4 separate regions of the Homo sapiens genome follow, and regions 2, 3 and 4 are each linked to region 1. A link is an interaction called in ENCODE POLR2A ChIA-PET data of the cell type or tissue named here. Cell type or tissue: MCF 10A. All regions are shown on one strand. Links, peaks and the distances in the headings refer to the core of each region. The heading gives the core; the rest is flanking DNA.

Region 1 (4,886 bases), core at 504-4,503:
GATTAATTTAAATTTAATTCGTCTAAAGTTTTCTTTTAACAGTTCCTACCTTGTTGAGTTGTCGTGGGAATCAAGTGGAAATTTCTTTTTCACATGGAAAGGGCTTAGCATAGCCTGGCACGTGCTGAGTGTTCAGTGCACACTGGTTATGATGATCACAGTTAGTGTCTCCATCTTTGGTCTGTTCAGCGCTACAGTGTTTGGGGGCCAGCTAGGCAGTGCTGCAGCTGCAGCTCTGTGTGTGTGTGTGTGTGTGTGTGTGTGTGTGTGTGTGTGTGTGTGGAGGGGGCTGTGAGATTGGCGGGCTCAGGAGAAGATGACTACTAGCTGTTGCCAAAGTTTCTTTTCTGCAAGGGAAAGCCACAAGTCACTGGCTCCAATGTGGACTTTTAAAAGGCCTTCCTTCCTTTCTCTCTTACTTCTGGGGAGCCCATGGATAGGAAATGGCACTAAACTGACTTCATCTCTGTACCCTGATGCCTCCATCGCCCTCAGAGTTTACGCCCTCGATGAATCACTTAGAGTGAACTGGGAGCTGTGTATGAGGTGACGTCACCCTGAGATAGAGCTCTGTGGTCACTGGGAGGTGGCTGTGTGCGTTATCTCCCTGTGGCATGCCAGGAGGCGTGTGTGTGTGCACGAGTGTGTGTGTGCATGCATGTGCATGTGTGTCTTTGTGTGTGTGCAAGTGTGTGTATGTGTGTGGATAAGGGAGAGGGAGGGAGGGAGCTGGGCTGTCTCCCCTTCCCCACAAGTGGACCCTGCAGCTCAGAGCCGGAGGTGTGAGCTGAGTTTGGCGTTTGTATGTTGCTTGAGTTGGAATTTGAACTCACAGGGGACAGGAAAGGATGCCTGTCCCCAGGACTGACTAACGACATCAGGCCTGGCTATTGAACTTCCTGCTCTGCAGATCCTGGGTTCTGGGAGGATGAGGAAAGGATGAGCGAAGGCTGGGGGATCTCTGGGGTGGGGGTGGACTCAGTGAGTGGAAAGAGTAAAGGTGTTGGGGGTGGACTCCCTGTCTGTGTGACCGCTGGCAAAGTCCTTGACCTCGGCCAGTCTGCGTTTCCTGATCCAGGCAGTGGGGACATGGTCCTTTCCCTCAGAGGGGTGGTGAGGATTCAATGAACTCCTTTAGGTAGAGCTTGCTCAGGAGCATCAGCTGTAACACCTGTCCTGGAAGGTTGCTAGGTGCCCTCACCCTTTGTTCTGTGCCCACCTCTCTCCACCCCCTCTTCAGCCCGGATCCAGACGAGGCCTGGGGAAAGTCTCCCAGAAAGCGCCCTGACCAGGGCGGTGCCAGCTGGGTTCCTGTTTGCCTAAACCCAAGCAGCAAGCTCTTCAAAGGAACCTAACAAACCGGACAGAGAGCTTTGTTTTTTTCCTCACAGCAAAGGAGACAGAAAAGTTTGCTGAGTAAGTCAGACACCATTAAACTCACAAAAAGGCTCTTTGTTCCGGCCTGAGAGGGGGTGAAAAAAATAAGCGAAGTGGTCGAAGGGCGTGTGTTTGCTTCCGTGTTCTTGGAGTGTTTGGGCAGGGCTCACCCAGCTCACTCTTCCTGCTCTCCCCCATCTCTGAGTCCTCTGCCCCTGGTGATCCCACCTGTTATATCAAAAAATTGCACCACGGCCCAGCCAGAAGGAACGGCTAAGGGCTGTTAGTCCAGCCAGAGTTTCACTTTTAAAATGATGCTACCTAGTACTTAAGTTAGACGCTCCCGCAGGGCTTTCCTGTGCTTTTTCTTGTTGGAAGTGATGTGACCGAGGCTCTTGCCAAAGGTCAGTTAGTTGCTGTCTGAGCTGGGCTTGGGACCAAGCCCCTCGTACCCAGCCTGTTGTCATTTACTGTCATCCCTAGTGCTAGCTGTGGAAAAGTCTGCTTGATTCTAACCCTTTTGTCTCTAGTACAGTGAGATCTATGCTAAGATTTGTTTGTCCTCATTAAATTATAAATTCTTCCAGGCAGGTCACTATGTGGCTGGTGCCCCCCTGCAGTTGTGCAGTGTGCAACCTGTCAGACTGAACATGGCAGCCCTGCTTCTGGGGTTAATACAATATTATTGATTCATTCTTCCAGCAGATGGAACAATGCCTGTGGGGGGCAATTATGCCTTTGCTTCTAAGACTCGTGCTTGTAATGCCCAAAATCCAGTGTCACTGAGCCCAGCTGTGCTGAGAGAAACCAGCAAGTGGGCCAAAAAGAAAAGGTCTCCTCCTCCCAGACACACTGGCTGCTGGAGAAAGCCTGTGTGTTCTTAGGTGGCTGGGCTAGGTGGGGGCAGGCTCATGGGCAGGGGAACCAGTCTCTTAGGTGGGCATTTCTGGGGGGCTCTCATGGGGTGGAACTAACCAGCCAGGCCCAGTTCTCTCCTTTGGCAGCCAGAGAGGGGAGAATGTCAGATGTTTGTGCCTTGACTCAGCAGGTGACGTTGTGAACATTTATGAGCTTTTCTTCCTTTGGGCTCATTTCTTTATCTGTTAAAAGCAGGCAGGGCAGTGCCCAGCCCGCACCTGCCCAGAAGGACAGACAAAACATAAAAGGGCGGGGTGATTGTGAAATATCACTGGGCATTGTTCATGTCAGAGCTCCTGGTGCAGTGCGATGCCCAGGACTTTGTGTGGGCAGGGCTGGTGCTGAAGTGCAGGAGAAGACTCAGCTCTGGCTGAGCAGGCGCTGACCCACACTGCTGCTCTGTAACTCACACCGTTAACAATGGAAAGCGTTGCCTTGTTGTCTGTTTTGTGCATCCATGTTTTCATTCCGATTTTTAGTCCACATCTCTGGAGGGCAGAAAATCTGTCTTATGCTTCTTTTTCCTTCAACTGCATCCTTGGGAGGGTGGTAGATAGAAGACAGACATTCTTTACACAGGTGAGGCCCGCAGGAAGAACCAGGGCCAGTCCTCATGGTCATCACACACCTGGAGAGGGAGGCTTCTGTGACTTTGTGTGTGGTGACAACGCTGTGCTGCTTGGTCTTCCGAATGGTTGGACAGCCTTTGGCATGTGCTCTAGGACGCCCAGAGCTGCAGGTTGGCCTTGACTCCTCTAGCCTTGCCAAGTCCCTCAGGTAGATCAGCCCACTGGTACCTTCAGCCGGCCGGCACCCTCCTGCCCAGGTGGGGCCATGCCTCTGTTGGCTGCACTGTCTTTCAGGAGGGTGTCCTTGGCTCTGGCATTCTGGGCTCCTAGAACAGAACTGCAATGGTTTTCCTCAGCCTGCGTTCCTGACTTCTGTCCAGCTTGTGGTCTGCCTTGTGGCTCCCTTCCCTGGGGACCGTCCCCTCTGTCCCCCACCAGGAGGGTCATGCCTGCCACACACTGCTCCTAACAACCCGCCCTGTGATGGCTCTGGCTGGTGACCCGCAGCTGCTGGCCAGGCTGGGCTGAACCCGGATGGCTGCGGATCAGCAGAGCACGCGCCCCACCGCGTTGGGCCTGCTCTCGGATATGCTGCTGGTGGACTGACTCATAACTAGCGCTTCCTCTCAACAAAAACAAACACCCAGGGAGAGACTCAAGGGCCCTCCTTGGCTAAACAATTCTTGAGATTGAGTTGGAAGGGAAAACCCATTACACAAAGGGCTTTGCAGGGGAAGAGGGGAGAAGGCGAGAAGCCAGAACAAACACAAGAAGGCCCAAGCCACCCAGGGACTGGGAGAGGGACTCCGGCTCAGGTGGGCGCGGCCATATCCACCTTTTTGGGACTGAGACACTGAGCACATTTGCTCACTGCTTTCCCTCCGACAGCTGTTAAAGCTGGTGCTTTGAACCCAGCCCTGGGCAGGGTCCTTGCTGGCTCCGGGAACCTCCATTCTTGCTGGGCTGACCCTTTGCACAGCGGGCTAGGGCAGCCCTGGGTGTGGGGCTCCAGCTCACAGACAGTGTGATCATGAAATGAGGAAAGTGTGGGCTTTGGAGTCTGTGAGACCTGGCTGCAAAGGCTGCTCTGCTGGCCCTAGCTTTATGGGCTCAGGCAAGTGACTTAACCTCGCAGAGTCTCAGTTTCTTTATCTGAGAAATGGGTGGTGATGCCTACTTGGGAGATTGCTGTGAGGATTAAAGATGACCTATGTACAGTGCTGGAACATAGGAGGCAGTTACTACCTAGCAGCTAATCTTACTTAATTAAATATCTTCCCCTCTCAAATAAACCTTCTGGGTCTAGCAAAGAAAGTTGAGTAAGATACAGGCCTTCTCCACTGGACACACACAGCTCCTTGGGGACCATCTGGTGGGATCTCATTCCCAGGCCCCAGGCCAGATGCTCATCAGCACCCAGTGAGGCCACAGCCAGCCCTGATTCCAGGTCACTGGCCCACCTCTGGTCATAGTGGCCTCTTCTGTCTTCTCATCATCCCACAGTTAGGCAGGACCTCCCATGAACCAATGGAAAAATGCCCAGTAGTACAGATGCCAGCATGCTGACCAGGGAACAGGCACAGGTCACCTTGGGCTCGGTGTGGAGCCATCAGCTGGCCAGGGGGACCTCACTGTCCTCCTGGTTGCAGAGGAAGGCACTGGGCTTGTGGGAAGAGTCTTAGAGAAAAACTTTGCAATGGGGCATGGCCACAGGACTGAGGGCCAAGCAAAGACTACTGATGAGAATTTCTGTGGGGGGAGAGTTTCATTTCAATGGAAGGAAGAACTTTTATCAGTAAGAACAAAAACTTCACTGTTGAAGAATAGATTCAAGGGCACCTTCACCTTCTTTGTCCCTCCTTGACTTGGCCACTGGTGGTAGTGTGTGTGCACATGTACGTGGGTGTGTGTGTGTTGTTCAGCTTAATAAATAACACATCAAAATCATGCAGTGCAGTCAAATTCATATGAGAAAAAAATTTGTTTGTTCTCAAGTTCTGTGAAAGTAGATATACCTGAACC
Region 2 (4,886 bases), core at 290-4,289, 58 kb after region 1:
AGTGGCTCACTTCAGGTCTTAGAGCGAGGTGCTAAGAAGGACCTGGAGTGGAATTCAAGGGCTCAGAAGGGGGTCAGGGGACTGCCTTCAAGGGGTGCTTCCTGGGCATACTCTGCCCAGGGACTGGTTTTGAGGTGGGGGTCTGGTGGTGGGGTTGGTTGGGACCCACATAGTGGAATGTCTTCCGGAAGCTGGTGACTGTGAGTTACGAGAGATGCACAGACATGGCCTCTCTGCCGACTCTGAATGGCCTTGAAGACCCTCAAGGGCAGAGACCAGGCTATGCTCCACGTCTGGGTCCACAAGGGTGCCCGGTCTCAGCTCAGAACACCAAAGAGAGTAGACAGAGCCCAGGAAGCATCCGAGCAGCTGGCGCAGCTTCAGGTCACTTAGGAAAACCCAGTTCTTTGAAAGCTGCTTCTCTGAAAATTGACTTGCCAGAAGCTTAGTTCTGCAAATGGTAAACGTGCTGGTATTTCCCAACTTACTAAAAAGTTTTTTTTAAAGGATACTTAATAAAGATCACAGAAATTCATATTGGATGAGCTATTCTAAGTTGTTGACTATTTCTTTGACGTTTTATTTACTGAGTTTAAATTTTTAGTTTTGTTCAGTTCTACTTTTAGTAAATTATTTTAGCGGCAGTCAGTTCACCTAACCATTGTACCATAACCTGACAGTGTTTAAAGTTGTCTGTTTTTGTTTTGTTGTTTCATTTTTAGCATTTTGGTTCAATGGTTTTGGAGAAAGAGAGCTTCTGGTTCATTTCAAGATTCAGCCATTGGACACGTCTTCAACGTCCAGGATTTTAGAGATTGGCAGCTTTCTTTCCCCTAATAGAATTTCAACTTAAATCTATTGCTTTAGTACTTCTTTCAATTCACTGATTTATTCACTGGCTCAATCAAATGGATATTTTGCAAGTGGTTTAAGTATTTGGTAAGTGCTTGGAGTCTGAAATATGAATCACACATGAAACTGACATTCAGCAGGGGAGAACTGCACTCATGAAGCTACTGGAGTTGACTTGGGTGGGACAGCATTGGGGAAACCAAAACTAATTTCAAGTAAAGCAAAACTTCCCCCAAATCTTCCAAGAGGTTCTTCAGTAGATTGATTTGTCGGTAGATTGAATTACTCTACTTCTGATCCAAATACATGTTTCAAATTTCATATACGAAATAATACATTTTCTTCATTGGATTGCCCCCTGGATCTTTTAAATCCTAGTTTATATCCATCCTGGTAGGCCTGGTGACCCAATCCTTCTGTTAAGTTCCACATCAAATGCCTCCTGCTTTTGGAAGCTTTCCACAGCCGGGCCTGGCGCAGAGGGGGTTCCTCTGCACCTCTTTTCCAAGCAAATGGCTGAAGGTGATCTCTCCCTATTTGTACAGTTCCTTCCAGAGTGCACCTCTTACGTCATTCCTAGTGGACAAGGCCTATTCTCCATCCTCAGAACCCTGAATAGTGAAATAAAGCCCATCAATGCTTAAACTAGATGACAGGCTCCTCAAGTGTGTTGGATTCTGCATGAAACCCTCCACATGCACTGTGATGGCACGACCTGGCAGGCTCCTTTGCCCGGGAGGCCTCATCTCCAGCATGGGGGAGATGGCTTCCGTAGTGCTGATGGGATTAAAGGAAATCTTCACAGAGTTGTACTCTGCAACAAGAGGAAGAGTCAGAAATGCAACTGCAGAGAGAGGACTCCTGTCTTGTTCTCTCTTTTTGTTGTCCAAGAACCATGAAAATAGTCCTCGTATGATCACAAAATCCCAACTCATCCCCTCTTGGTCCAAACATAGGGAGAATCAAAGGCATGTCACCCTGCCAGGTAGTCAAAGATGTGGACTCCAGACCTCTAAGACCAGCTTTTAAGAGTTCAAGCCATTGTTTCTCTCTCCACAGTGGGTCCCCCTTTTATAAAAACAACAACAACAAAACTCATCAAGAACAGATTCCCAACAGGTATGGTGATCATGTGTTCCAGAAACAATTTAGGTAGAGTATTCTATCTCAGTTTCTCTGGAAATGAGTCCAGCTTTTAGTTTTTGCATGTGAACCACGGCCGCAGTGCCTAGGCTGCGCAGGTCGCCCTCCGTTCCCGCTGGAGAAGCAGGTGAGGCCTTCCCAGCCTGGGCCCAGTGCAGTCAGGCCCTGCCCAGCCCACAGATGCCTGCACCTTGCTCCTCCCCTGGCTTCCCTCTCACGTGGCTGCAGCTGGGGCAAAGGCCCAACGACTCCTTCTGTAAGCTTCTTCTTGCTTTTGCACTGTTTACCATCTCCAGGTGTGAGCTCATCTCTTTCCCCACCACAGGTGGCCCCACCCGATCTCAGCTCTGCCTTTCCCGCCTCTCTGCTGGGTTGCATAAGCCAGCGATTCCCAACCCCGGCTGCACCTGGAAGCTACCCCAGGAGCTTCTGGAGAATGTGCCGTGTGAGCCATCCCCCTGCACTGAGCCCTGGTGGGTCAGCGGTGGGGGCGCCCAGGCGTGGGGGTCTATTTAAAGCTCCCAGGTGCTGTGCGGCCAAGATTAAGAGGCACTGCTCCAAACTGTCCTGGCAACTCTGACTGTACCCGGCACTCCCCACGCCCAACCTCCCTTCTGCCCCTGGGCAGGTTGGCATCCAGTGTCGGGGAGAACCCTGGAGGCGAACGCCAGCCTTATAGAGCCCCACTGTTGGGAGGCCTGCAGGTTGGACAAGGCGAGGTCTGAGTCACCTTGGTTGGGAGCAGATGCTGCCCTGTTGGTGGCCTGCCAGCCTCTGTCCCCACCCCACCACTCAGAGACATGGTGTGCCTGCACTTTCCTGATCCGGGAGCTCCTGCCTTGCTGCCCAGATGACCTTTGGCCTAGGAAGAAGTCAAATCTCAGTGTTTTGGACCGGGCACGGTGACTCACAACTGGAATCCCAGCACTTTGGAAACCCGAGGTAGGTGGATCACTTGAGGCCAGGAGTTCGAGACTAACCTGGCCAACATGGTGAAACCCCATCTTCACTAAAAATACAAAAATTAAGGCGTGGTGGCAGGCACCTATAATCCAAACGACTCAGGAGGCTGAGGCAGTTGAATTGCTTAAACCTGGGAGGCGGAGCTTGCAGTGAGCCGAGATCGCACCACTGTACTCCAGCCTGGGCGGCAGAGCAAGACTCCGTCTCAAACAAAAACAAAAACAAAACAAACAAAAACAAATCTCAGTGCTTTTGATGAACAGTATTTTCCTGCACCGGGAGCCTTGTGGTCGTGGCTTCATGGAGGAGGTGTTGGTGACTTTCATTCACTCACTCACTATTCTACAAGTGTTTCCTTGGGTGCTTCTCCTTACTGTGAGTCTGCAGGGACTTGGAGGGAGACGCTGCGCCGGCCTCTGGGCCCAGGAGATGTAACATAAATGGCCATGCAAAGACAGTGGGTCAGGTCCCTCGTCAGTGGATTCCCATTCGAGGAGGTGCTCAGAGAAGGGGACAGACTTCCAGGAAGTGGCACTGAGGCGGGGGCAGATTTCAACAGGGGTGGGGCGTTCTTGGTGAGGAAACTGCATGAGTGACGGTTTGGAAGTGGGAGCGTCAGTGTCTTTTGGGGAGCCCGCGCTGCCTGGGAGGTAAGGGAGAGGTCCGAATGCCGTCGCAGACAGCCTGATGGTTTGCTGAAGGAGTCTGGATCCTTTTCAAGTCCCAGTGAAGCCTGGTGATATGGCCTTGGGCAAGTCAGTGGCTCTCTCTGCCTCAGTCTCCTCAACTGTAGCTGGGGGTAACAGTGAGACCCGCCTCAACGTGGTTGTGAGGAGGGTGGGGGGTGGGGGATGTGGAGAAAGTGCTAAGAACAGCGTCTGTGGGGCCGCAGAAGTGTTTTGCATAATGTCACCAAGATTAGTGCTATTTCTTCCCCAGAAGATCAGATGGAGACTCACGGAAGGTTTTTAACCTGTGGGGACGTGCGGCCAAATTGTGCTTTAGGAAGCTTATGCTGGCAGTGATGTGTGGTATGAAGGAGGGCAAGGGAGATGGGCCCTGTAGGAGGCAGATTCGGCCACCTAAGCCTGAGCTGATTAGGACAGGAGGGAAGGTGGAGGCAGTCAGCAGAGAAAGGAAGGGACGTGGGGAGGGGAAGCAGAGAGGAAGGCGTTGGAGGGACAGGGCCTGACTTAGTAACCCCGGGGCCTTGAGCAGTTCTGGACGAGGTGGGAGGGGAGTGAGCAGGGGACGGGAGAGACTCCAGCCCCACCAGGCTGAGCCGTGTCCACACCCTGCCGGGTCAGAGTTACTGCTGGTACCATCGGGAGGGTGGGCCAACCAGGCCCATCTGGCCTCTTGCCTGTCAGATGGTGGAAGCATGTCAGAGTTCTCAGAATCCTGGAGCCACTGAGAGCCGGAGGAGCCCTTGTCCAAGACTCAGGCTGTGATCGGAACAGGGTAGAAGGTGCTGCTTCTAACCCTGGGGCCTGCCTGTCTCCAGAATTTGGAGAAAAGGAAAGTCCTGGACTCCTCTCAAGCCAGGAAGGTGCTGACCAGGAGGGGAGGGTCAGGGAGAGGGGAGTCAGCAGGGACAGCTGCCTCTCCTCCGCCTGCAGGCCCAGGCCCTTCCTAATCTCCAGCTCCACCAGCTTCAAGGCAGAATCTGAATCCACACAGAGTCTGAGGTATCTTGGAAACCCTCTCCTTCCCTCTTGGATGTGTGGACTGTCAGACATTGTGAAGAGGAGAAGAGGAAGAGGAAAGACGCTGCCCCCAGTATGCAGACAGAGAGCACCCCGTTCCAGAGAGGCCAGCGCTCCAGGAGTGACAGCTGCTAATGCCCTTCTTCCTTCAGTCTCCCTGCCCCAGCTACCCTCTCCCTCCCTCCTCTCCCTCCTTCCCTTTCTTCCCGCAGCAAAACACAC
Region 3 (4,886 bases), core at 473-4,472, 80 kb after region 1:
ACAGACTGTGGGCTGCTGGCCTCCACTTACGGTTCTTTTCCTGCACCCTGCGGAGAGCAGGAGCAGGGCTGGGTGAGACAGTGGGTGTGCATCAGCGGTGGCTCTCACTGTGTTTCTATTGAACCATGATGCTCATGCATCTGACAAAGCCTACACTGTTGTTATGCATGGGGATTAGGATGATCAGAAGCATTCTGGTGTGAGAGAGATGAGGGGGAAGGAAGAAGAGACAGAGGAAGGAGGAGGGAGGGAGTGGAGGGAGAAAGGAGGAAAAGCGACTGAGCCCCACACTGTTCATTGTGTGGCCGGGGTGGCAGTGTGACCAACACTGAGCTGGAGGGAGGAACTGTGCTTGTCCCCACGTCCGAGCCACCCAGGAGCTGTTGCTAGAGATGCATTGATTCCCTCCTGGGTCTGTTTCCCCTGCCATGAAATGAAGCAAGGTTGAGTAAGATGGGGACATTCAAGGTCAGCTTATTTGCTGGTGTTCCCTGGGACATGGGATCCAGGGACAGAGGGCAGCCGGCCTCAGGCCTCAGACTGCAAGCAATGCCTGATGAGTGTTTATGTGGCCTGCTTGGCCTGCTCCTCTGTTTTGGGCCTCAGGGGATGAGGTCTTGGTGCCTTTTCTTGAGATTTGCTGCTTCTTTATTCTCTCTGGTTTGGGCCAAATTAGAGAGCTCTGATGAGTTCCTTCTGGCCTGGCTTTCCCAGTGGTGCACACCATGGTGACAACCCAGCCAACTTTCAGGACTTGGAGTCCTTACCCATTGCTGCACAACAGACTACATGAAAATCGAGGCTTCAAAGCACAATAAACAGGCATTCCCCCACATTTCTCTGGGGGCTGCTCAGCTGGATGGCTGTCTCAACATCTCCCATGAGGCTGCAGCCAGAGAGCAGCAGGTGGGGCTGCATCATCTGAAGGCTCGACTGGGGCTCCATCATCTGAAGGCTCGACTGGGGCTCCCTCCTGCAGCAGGCAGTGGGTGCTGGCTGTCTGCGGGAGGCCTCAGTTTTTCCTGTCTTGGACCTCTCTGCAGGGGAGCTCAAGTGTCCTTATGAATACTGGCTTCCTCCAGAGCAGGAGGTCCTGGACAGGGTAAGCAGAGGCAGAACTGTCTCTTATGGTGTAGCCTCCGAAATCACATTCTATCCCTTTTATCTTACTCTGTTGGCCTTGCTCTAAGTTACTGGCCCTGACACCTTGTGGGAAGGGTGTGAATCCTGGGAGGTGAGGTCCTCTGAGGCCTCCTGGAAGGCTGGCTCCTGGAATGCTGGGTCTGAGAGGCTCTGAGTCCCTGAGCAGCTTGTTCGCTGAGCCATGGACTCTGGCTCATGCAGAGCTGAAATCAGTCAGTCTTTACAGCTCACTCAGCAAACAAGTTTGAACACATTCTGTGTCACGCAAAGTGGTAGTTTAGGGGGACACACAGACCAATAGACTTGGAGACTTGTAGAGAGGGCAACACCCAACCTGGGAAGTGTTTGATGTTGGGGGCAGGAACCTAAGACCAGAGCATGGGGTGGGGCCCAGCAAGTAAAGAATGGGCTTCCCCAGGGACTCAGGGAAGGCTGCCTGGGAAAGGGAAGGCTCAGCTGCATGTGGAGGGGTACAGGGGATCCCGGCAGAGGGTGTTGGGGAGGGGGAGGCACAGCCCTGCAGGCAGGGGGACCACAGTGAGCAAAGGCACAGCCGGCCTGGCTGGTCAGAAGATTCAAGGTGCTGGGCACTGCCGGAGTTAGGGTGTCATTTCTCCACAGTATGCCCGGATTCCAGAACCTTCCAAAACAACAAAAAATTTCTCCTGCTTTGTAAAAATCCTGTTAAGTCAATGGTTAACTTGTTTGTTACTGCAACCAAGAAGCTCATTAGAAAGTTCTGGAGAGACTCAGCCCTGGAGGACCTGGGTGTAATGTTGGGCCAGCCAGAATGAAAGAAATAGTTTCCATCATGGAAAAGATTGTCTCAGGCTCCTTCGCTGCAGGCGAACATAGCTTCGTGGCTTTCGGGCCCCCTCCCCACTTGCTCTCAGCTAGGGTGTGCATGCATGTGTATTTATAGGCCCATGTGTCATTTTCCTTTGTTTTGGAAGAGCGTACTACCCACAGGGATCAGCAGAGGCTGCAAAGAACCCGAGGGACTCACGGGCCTGCTGGGGCTGGAAAGTTTAAAGGCTGCTTTGAGCTTTCGGTTCCATCTGCCACCCCATAAAATGCACATCTATGCGCATTTGATGGATGGAAAATAACACACCATCTATTCATTTGTACGCGTGGTGTGTGAGCTGCCGAGGCCTCTCCCTGTGGTCTGTCTGTTTCAGAGCTGCCTGTCTTGGATTATATATTCCTAGTGGGCAGAGACATTCTGCTAATCCTAACCCTCCTGCCCGGTGCACAGAGAGGCACGCGTGAAGTTTTGCAATGTGATAGAAAACAGGAGAGGCCTGCAGGCTACGTCAGCCCCATTGATGTCTTGTTCCCCTTTATCAGAGTTGCCCTGGGAGGCCCTGGCCCTCCCGGCCTCCCCCTCCCCTCCTTGACAGTCCCTCCTGGCTTCTTTCCTTCCCTTCCCCCACCTTGGGTAGGGAGCAGAGGGCTGAGCTCACACCTGGAAATCGCCCAAGACAAAGAGAACCTGCCTAAGAGTCTGCCTAAGGGGTGGGGACAGCGAGGCCTGTGATTGTAGTTGGCAAAGGTAAGTGATGTCAGACAGCAGACGTTTCTCCAGCCCTGCAGCAGTTTCCAGGCGTGGAGGGAGGCCTGGCGCCAACTTCTCAAGTCACGTTCTTCAATGAACAGTTGTGGTTTGAACTGTGGAGAGTGGGGCCTGCAGGGGAGAGAGAAATGCACCAGCCAAAGGCTGCAGCCCGACCCTCCTGATCTCATCGCTCAGCCCTGCTGGGGAGGAGTCTGGGGCTGCAGCTCTGGGCGACTTCAGAGTGGACTGAGAGAGGAGAGGGCTGTGTTTCTGACTGCAGCAGGCGGCCTGCTTCCTCTCTGCCATGAGGCCGGGAAGAGGAGATACAAAGACAAGGGGAATCTGTCCCCAGGTTGGTTGACTCCAGGTTACCTGGAGCAGAGCCCAGGGACACCCACAGACTTGCCTGGGGGAGGAGGGCGAGGCTGTAAGTTCCCTCATCGCCCAGATCAGGGTGCTGCTGCTGAAGGCTGTGATTTAGGAAAACGCCAGTCCTTGCCTTTTACCTGGTTCTTTTGCAACCCCGCTCCCCGCCCACCCCAGTGAAAGGTTCACCCGCACAGGCTAGGGCGGCCTGGGGTTGGGCCCTGAGGCTCCTAGGCCTCTGGATGTCGAATTTTCCTAAGTAGTTATTGTCTGAGAGTGAGAGGTTGCAGCCCAGACCTCCAGATGAAAACAGCCTGGGCCGCTTTGCTCAGCATTTAAATTCAGCGTTTGTAGAATTTGCATGGTATCATTCCAGTTTTGATCTCCATAGATATGACTTGAAGGAAGTGTACTAATGCCATCTATTTTTCTGGGTCTGGATTTTTTTTATTGACTTTATGTTTTAAAGAAGTTTTATGTTCATAGTTAAATTGAGTGCTAAGTACAGAGTTCTCAAGCCTCCTCCGCCATCAACATCCCTACCAGATGGTGCGTTTGTTACAATCGGTGAAGCTACATGGACACTTCATTGTCACCCAGAGTCGACAGTTTACCTGAAGGCTCGTTCTTGGTGTTGTACATCGTGTGGGTTTGGACAAATGTATAACGACATAGCTCCACCATGATAGCATCATACTGATCATACTGAGTTGTTTCCCTGCCCTAAAAATCCTCTGCACTCTGCCTACTCATCCCTTTCTTCCCCCAACCCCTGGCGACTACTGATCTTTGCACTGTCTCCATAGTTTTGCCTTTATCAGAATGTCCCGTAGTTGGAGTCTTATAGGAAGTAAGCTTTTCAGGTGGGCTTCTTTCACTTAGTCATATGCATTCAGTGTTCTGTGTCTTCGCACAGCTTGATAGCCCATTTCTTTTCAGTGCTGAATCGTATTCCATTGTCTGCATGTTCCACAGTTCGTTCATCCATTCACTACTGTCTTAGTCTGTTCGTGCTGCTATAATGAAACATTGGAGACTAGGTAATTTATAAAGAAAAAAAATTCATGTCTCATAGTTCTGGAGGCAGGAAAGTCCAAAATGAAGTTGTTGGCAGATTTGTTGTCTGGGGAGGGCTGCTCTCTTGTTTTCCAAGATGGTGCCTTGTTGCTGCGTCCTCTGGGGGAGGTGGACACTTTGTCCTCACATGGCAGAAGAAATGGAAAGGAAAGAACCTTCTCACTCTCCCCAGCCTTTTTATAAGGGCTCTAATCCCACCTGTGAGGGCTCTGGCCTCATCACTTAATCACCTCCTAAAGGCCCCACTTCTTACTACTATCACATTGACCATTAAGTTTCAACATACAAATTTTCATGGACACATTCAGACCATACGTAGCACCTGCTGAAGAACATCTTGGTTCCTTCCAAGTTTTGGCAAGTATGAATAAAGCTGCTATAAACATCTGTGTGCAGGTTTCTGTGTGGATATAAGTTTTCAACTCAATTGGGCAAATACCAAGGAGCAAGATTGCTGGATTGCAGGGTAAGAGCATGTTTAGTTTTTTAAAGAAGCTGCCAAACTGGCTTCCATTTTGCATTCCTACCAGCAGTGAATGAGCGTTCCTGTTGTTCCACATCCTTGCCAGCAGCTGATGTTGTCAGTGTTTTGGAACTTGACATTCTAATTGGTGTGAAGCGCGATCTCATTGTCGTTTTAATTTGCAATTCCCTAATGACATATGATGTAGAACATCTTTTCATTTGCCTATTTGCCATCCGTATATCTTCTTCTTTTTTTTTTTTTGGTTTGTTTTGAGAC
Region 4 (4,886 bases), core at 488-4,487, 67 kb before region 1:
CCGACCACCCACATGTTGGAGCCTCTTCTCTGCCACAAGCCCTTTGCCAGACACTGACCATTGACACAAGGTGCGTCAGAGCTGGGCCTTAGCAAGCAGGGGCAGAGTTGTGCTTATGATAGGGGCTAAATGAAGTCCTGGAGTTGGTGCAGAAGAAGAGAGTCTAGGGGTCCCGGAAGGCTTTGTGGAGCTGCCGTGCTAGCTGCCATCCAGGGTGCCAGCTATGGGCAGGCACTGTGCTGAGTGACCCCTGGACATCAGCTCACTTAATCTCTGTAACAACCCGGAGTCTGCTCAGAGCATGGCCCATTGGCTACCTAAGTGCGGTGCCAGGCACGGGCCATGGACGTTCCCTGGGTGAATGGCTGACCATGATACCCACTGCAAAACAAGGAGGCTGAAACCCTGGAAGAAAAGAAGCTCATCAGCAGTCCCTGAGTCCGGGAGTCAGATGACAAACCCAGGACCCCAGGGGTTAAGAGTCCAAGCCTGGACACCAGAGAGGCCAGGCTGGATGGGGCTGGGCCTGTGAATGCATGGGTTTGGATATGGAGATAAAAATATTTCAGAGGCTGTTGGGAGAATGAAATAAAATATAAACTTGCTCAGCACAGGCCTGGCCTGCAGTCACCGTGGAATAAATTACCATTCACAGAGCTGCGCTCTGATGCTGGGTCTGTGGGTGCCTGCTGCGGTCATGGTGTGCTTTCCCTGGGCGCTTTCCAGCATCCTCCCTGAGAGCTGCTTCTTCCTAAAGCTTTGGGCTAGGTTTACACATCCTCCTGTGTCAATACAACGTGACGTGTACAGGAACCTAACTACGGCTTTTCAGTGAAGATGTTCATGTTTCTGAGAAAAACAGGCCTATTGAAGTAGCCTCTGTGTTTAAGTTAGAGCCTGGCTTTAACCTGCTGACTGTGGTCATTGAATGACAAACAGAAAAAGTGACCAAATGGTTTAGTAACTTACTCTATCTGAATACTTTGGGAAACAAAATGGACATTTGGGCTAACAATGAAAGGAAGGAAAGAAGGAAGGAAAGAAGGAAGGAAGGAAGGGCCAGGCACGGTGGCTCATGCCTGTAATCCCAGCACTTTGGGAGGCCGAGGCAGACGGATTGCCTGAGGTCAGGAGTTCGAGACCCGCCTGACCAACATGGTGAAACCCTGTCTCTACTAAAAATACAAAAATTAGCAGGGCGTGGTGGCGTGTGCCAGTATTCCCAGCTACCCAGGAGGCTGAGGCAGGAGAATTGCTTGAAGCGGGAGGCAGAGGTTGCAGTGAGCCGAGATTGCATCACTGCACTCCAGCCTGGGCGACAGAGCAAGACTCCATCACAAAAAAAAAAAAAAGAAAAAAAGAGAAAAAAAAGAAAAGAAGAAATGGCTAAAACACCACAACCAAGAAGAATGACAATGAATTGCTAATTAGGGTCCCTTCCAAATATTGGTAAGGATGGGATGTATCTGTTAACTTGGTTAAGATTCTATAGCTTGAGTTTGGTTACTTCAGGAAAGCATGGAATGAATCCCAGCTTTGGTTATGAAATCTGAGATCTGTGAAATTCCAGCACTTTATCCAGCATAGTGAAAGCAACATTCTTCCCCAAGGAAACCAAAGCCCATCCTTGATCCCCACAGGCTCAACCATGCCCTAATTAGAGTGTCTGTTAATCATTTTCCCTTGTTTCCCAGGCTGGTGGGCGGAGAGACCCACATTTGGGATGGTGGGGGAAAGACACCAGTTTCTCCATGTGTCTGTTCATTATGGCGCTCTGTGGTTTGAGATAGATGAAACACATTGGCATGTCCCAGGCTGACAATCTAAGGAAACTGGAGGAATCTTAGCAGCCAGGAGCTGGAGCTGGCCCTTAGCTCAGCTGGCGTGAGCAGCTAAAATGCAGGTGGTGGCTCTGTGGAGAAAAAGAGGCAGTGGCCGCTCCCTTGGAAAAGTCCTCCTCTGTTCCAATTCCCAGTGTTTATTTTGGCCCCAGGCAGAGGGCCCTAGTGGAACAGGGGCAGGGAGGAGGCATTTGGAAACCACAGGGTTACTGATGAGATGGTGCAAAACACACCTAACCAAAATACTGGCCCTAGGGTGGATCAGGGTGGTGCATTTCTGGACTGTTCCATGACCGTCAAGGCCAGTGTGCACAGCTAAACGCAACCAGGTTCCTGGTTCCTGGCAGACCTTGATTTCCTGAAAAACCTTCCACAGAGTGGTCCCAAGCTTTAGCTAGAAGGCCATATAAATCTCCTCCCTGCCCCCACTATGGCCTGCAGCTTCAGGGTGGGTGAATTTGCCTGTGATAAGCAAGGCTTCTGGAAGAAAGACCTGCTTAGGGGAGCAAATGCTTCCTGCCTAGGGGAAGGAGTGCCTTGTGCCCTGGCACAGATGGGAGCTGGGACCTGCGTCCCCCTCTGGCCCCTAGTCCCCCATCCAGGCGCTTAGGCTGGGGAGCAGGGGGTAGCACTTCTCTCACCCCAGCCTTTGATGTCACACAGAGCCCGGGGTTCACTGGAGTAGGGCTGCGGAGGAGGAAACCGTGTGGTCGGGGAGGGGACTGGAGACCTCTGCCCGCCCTTGGAAACGTGCATCTTTCCTTCTGTTTGCTTGCAGGGAGGAGAAGGTGAGTATAGCAGAGAACTGGAGGGGACTTCGGAGTCCGTCTCCCATGGGGCCTAGTGCTGAAGAACTTTTCCCGGTGGAGGGTGGGGTAGGCCCAGGTCATGAAACAGAGCCATTTTTTTTTTTTTTTTTTTTTTTTTGGAGACAGAGTCTTGCTCTGTCCAGGCTGGAGTGCAGTGGCACAATCTCGGCTCACTGAAACCTCTGCCTCCCGGGTTCAGGCAATTCTCCTGCCTCAGCCTCCCAAGTAGCTGGGACTACAGGCACACACCACCATGCTGGGCTAATTTTTGTATTTTTAGTAGAGACGGCGTTTTACCATGTTGTCCAGGCGGGTCTCAAACTTCTGACCTCAGGTGATCTGCCCACGTCGGCCTCCCAAAGTGCTGGGATTACAGGTGTGAGCCACCATGCCTGGCCCACAGACATACTTTTAAGATAGCAGAACCAGGACTGCTGCAGCCTCATACCCAGCTAAGCCTTCGGGTTTCCAAGTAAGACCCAAAGCAGTAAAGATTTCCCTCAATCGGCCAAGTCTTCAGACTGCTCACAGGCAAAAGAAGTGGACAGGGACTCAGCTTCTACACAGCTTCCCTGAACCCTCCCCTGCAGCTTTCTTTTCTTTCTTTCTTTTTTTTTTTTTTGAGATAGGGTCTCACTCTGTAGCCTAGGCTGGAGTGCAGTGGTGTGATCTCGGCTCACTGCAGCCTTGATCTCCTGGGCTCAGGTGATCCTCCCACCTGAGCCTCCCAAGTAGCTGAGACTACAGGCGTGTGCCACCGTGCCTGGCTTTATTTTTTTGGTTTGTTTTTGTTTTGTATTTTTTTCTAAAGACAAGGTTTTGCCATGTTGTCCAGGCTGCTCCTGAATTCTTGGGCTCAACTGATCCTCCCGCCTTGCCTCCCAAGGTGCTGGGATTTACAGGCATGAACCGCCATGCCTGGCCACCCCTGCAACTTTTGATGTCACTTGAAGGCAGGTTCTTTTCTCCCAGCTGAGCTCCAGCTTTCACCTTGAGGGCAGGGGCAATGCCTGACTCTCCTTTTGAATCCTCAGTGCCTTGAAATCTAGCCAAGATGGGTGCTCAGAATGTCCAGTGAATGATGAATAAGGGGCAGGAAAACATAGTGGGGGAGGAGGGAAGGGGACAGAAAGGTTGCCTGCAGGGAGCCTGCAGGGTGGGGAAGTGGAGATGGGAAGGGCACAGGAAATCTTGCTGGTGAGGCTGGAGGACACTTGTCTCTCAGCCTTCTGATGCCATCTGCAAACCTCACAGGTCCCCTTCTGCAGCCTTTCCTGGAGGTTTGCTTAAGAAGGTCGAGAGAGGGAATTAGCCAGAGACAACACGTTTCTCTTCGCAGTGGTTGGAAGTCAGTAGAAGCTGGATGGGGAAGGGCTGGAATGGGAACCCGACTTCAGGTACGTGCGTTCCTCATTCATGCTGAGCCCTGGGCTCTGGACGGCACCACACAGGCCTGCATGCTGGCGAGGCTGGTGCAGAGAGGTGAGTCATCCATTCTTCATGGCACAGCTGTCGCCTTCCTGAAACTCACATTAGACACGCGCTCATAGAATCAAATGTACCACATGCAGCCATTACAGACGGGCACACCAACCCCAGACTGCTGTTGCCAGGTATGTGCGTGGTTCCTCTCACTCGCTGGTCCTGCAGAGCCTGGGGATGTCTGCAAGGATGAAATGAGGTACAGATAAGGTTCACTGAGGCCACTTTTCTCTATTTTTGTGCTAAAGTGACCAAGAATAAAAACTCTGGTCACCTGGTAGCCCCTGCACTAGAGGCCAAGTGTGGTGGCTCACACCTGTAATCCCAGTACTTTGGGAGGCTGAGGTGGGCGGATCACGAGGTCAAGAGATTGAGACCATCCTGGCCAACATAGTGAAACCCCATCTCTACTAAAAATACAAAAATTAGCTGGACGTGGTGGTGCACACCTGTCATCCCAGCTACTCGGGAGGCTGAGGCAGAAGAATTGCTTGAACCTGGGAGGCAGAGGTTGCAGTGAGCCAAGATCGCGCCACTGCACTCCAGCCTCATGACAGAGAGAGGCTCCCTCTCAAAAAAAGAAAAAAAAAAAAGTAAGTCTACATATATTCCAATCAATGGATGCCTGCGAGACCGTGAACCAAACCTAAGCACCTAGAGGCTCCAGTGCATCTGTTTGGCCGGCACATTGGTTGTATCCACTTAGAGAATAACCACTCGCTTAGGAAGCATCCAGCCAGCCCTCCCTGCTGTG

The links. ChIA-PET counts read pairs that join two places held together with the same protein. Peaks named below come from ENCODE experiments on the same cell type or tissue, not always from the same donor. Only the 100,000 strongest peaks of a DNase experiment are listed, where the experiment ranks them.
Region 2: POLR2A ChIA-PET joins it to region 1 with 63 read pairs; 7 of 35 experiments call an interaction of 5 or more read pairs at or near these places.
Region 3: POLR2A ChIA-PET joins it to region 1 with 31 read pairs; 7 of 35 experiments call an interaction of 5 or more read pairs at or near these places.
Region 4: POLR2A ChIA-PET joins it to region 1 with 16 read pairs; 11 of 35 experiments call an interaction of 5 or more read pairs at or near these places.

The regions. Positions count from the first base shown.
Region 1 is chr10:5,544,717-5,549,602 of GRCh38, reverse strand. No RefSeq gene overlaps it. Among named protein-coding and RNA genes, the nearest start is that of CALML3-AS1, 21 kb to the right of the region's middle. RefSeq lists an enhancer at 2,732-3,231. In MCF 10A, for the core only: no CTCF peak of the experiment used is centred there; DNase peaks (open chromatin) are centred at 522, 2,522 and 3,522.
Region 2 is chr10:5,486,326-5,491,211 of GRCh38, reverse strand. No RefSeq gene overlaps it. Among named protein-coding and RNA genes, the nearest start is that of CALML5, 11 kb to the left of the region's middle. In MCF 10A, for the core only: no CTCF peak of the experiment used is centred there; DNase peaks (open chromatin) are centred at 2,281 and 2,781.
Region 3 is chr10:5,464,541-5,469,426 of GRCh38, reverse strand. No RefSeq gene overlaps it. Among named protein-coding and RNA genes, the nearest start is that of CALML5, 33 kb to the left of the region's middle. RefSeq lists an enhancer at 1,729-2,365. In MCF 10A, for the core only: no CTCF peak of the experiment used is centred there; a DNase peak (open chromatin) is centred at 2,696.
Region 4 is chr10:5,611,332-5,616,217 of GRCh38, reverse strand. No RefSeq gene overlaps it. Among named protein-coding and RNA genes, the nearest start is that of LINC02678, 3.1 kb to the right of the region's middle. In MCF 10A, for the core only: no CTCF peak of the experiment used is centred there; DNase peaks (open chromatin) are centred at 1,997 and 4,097.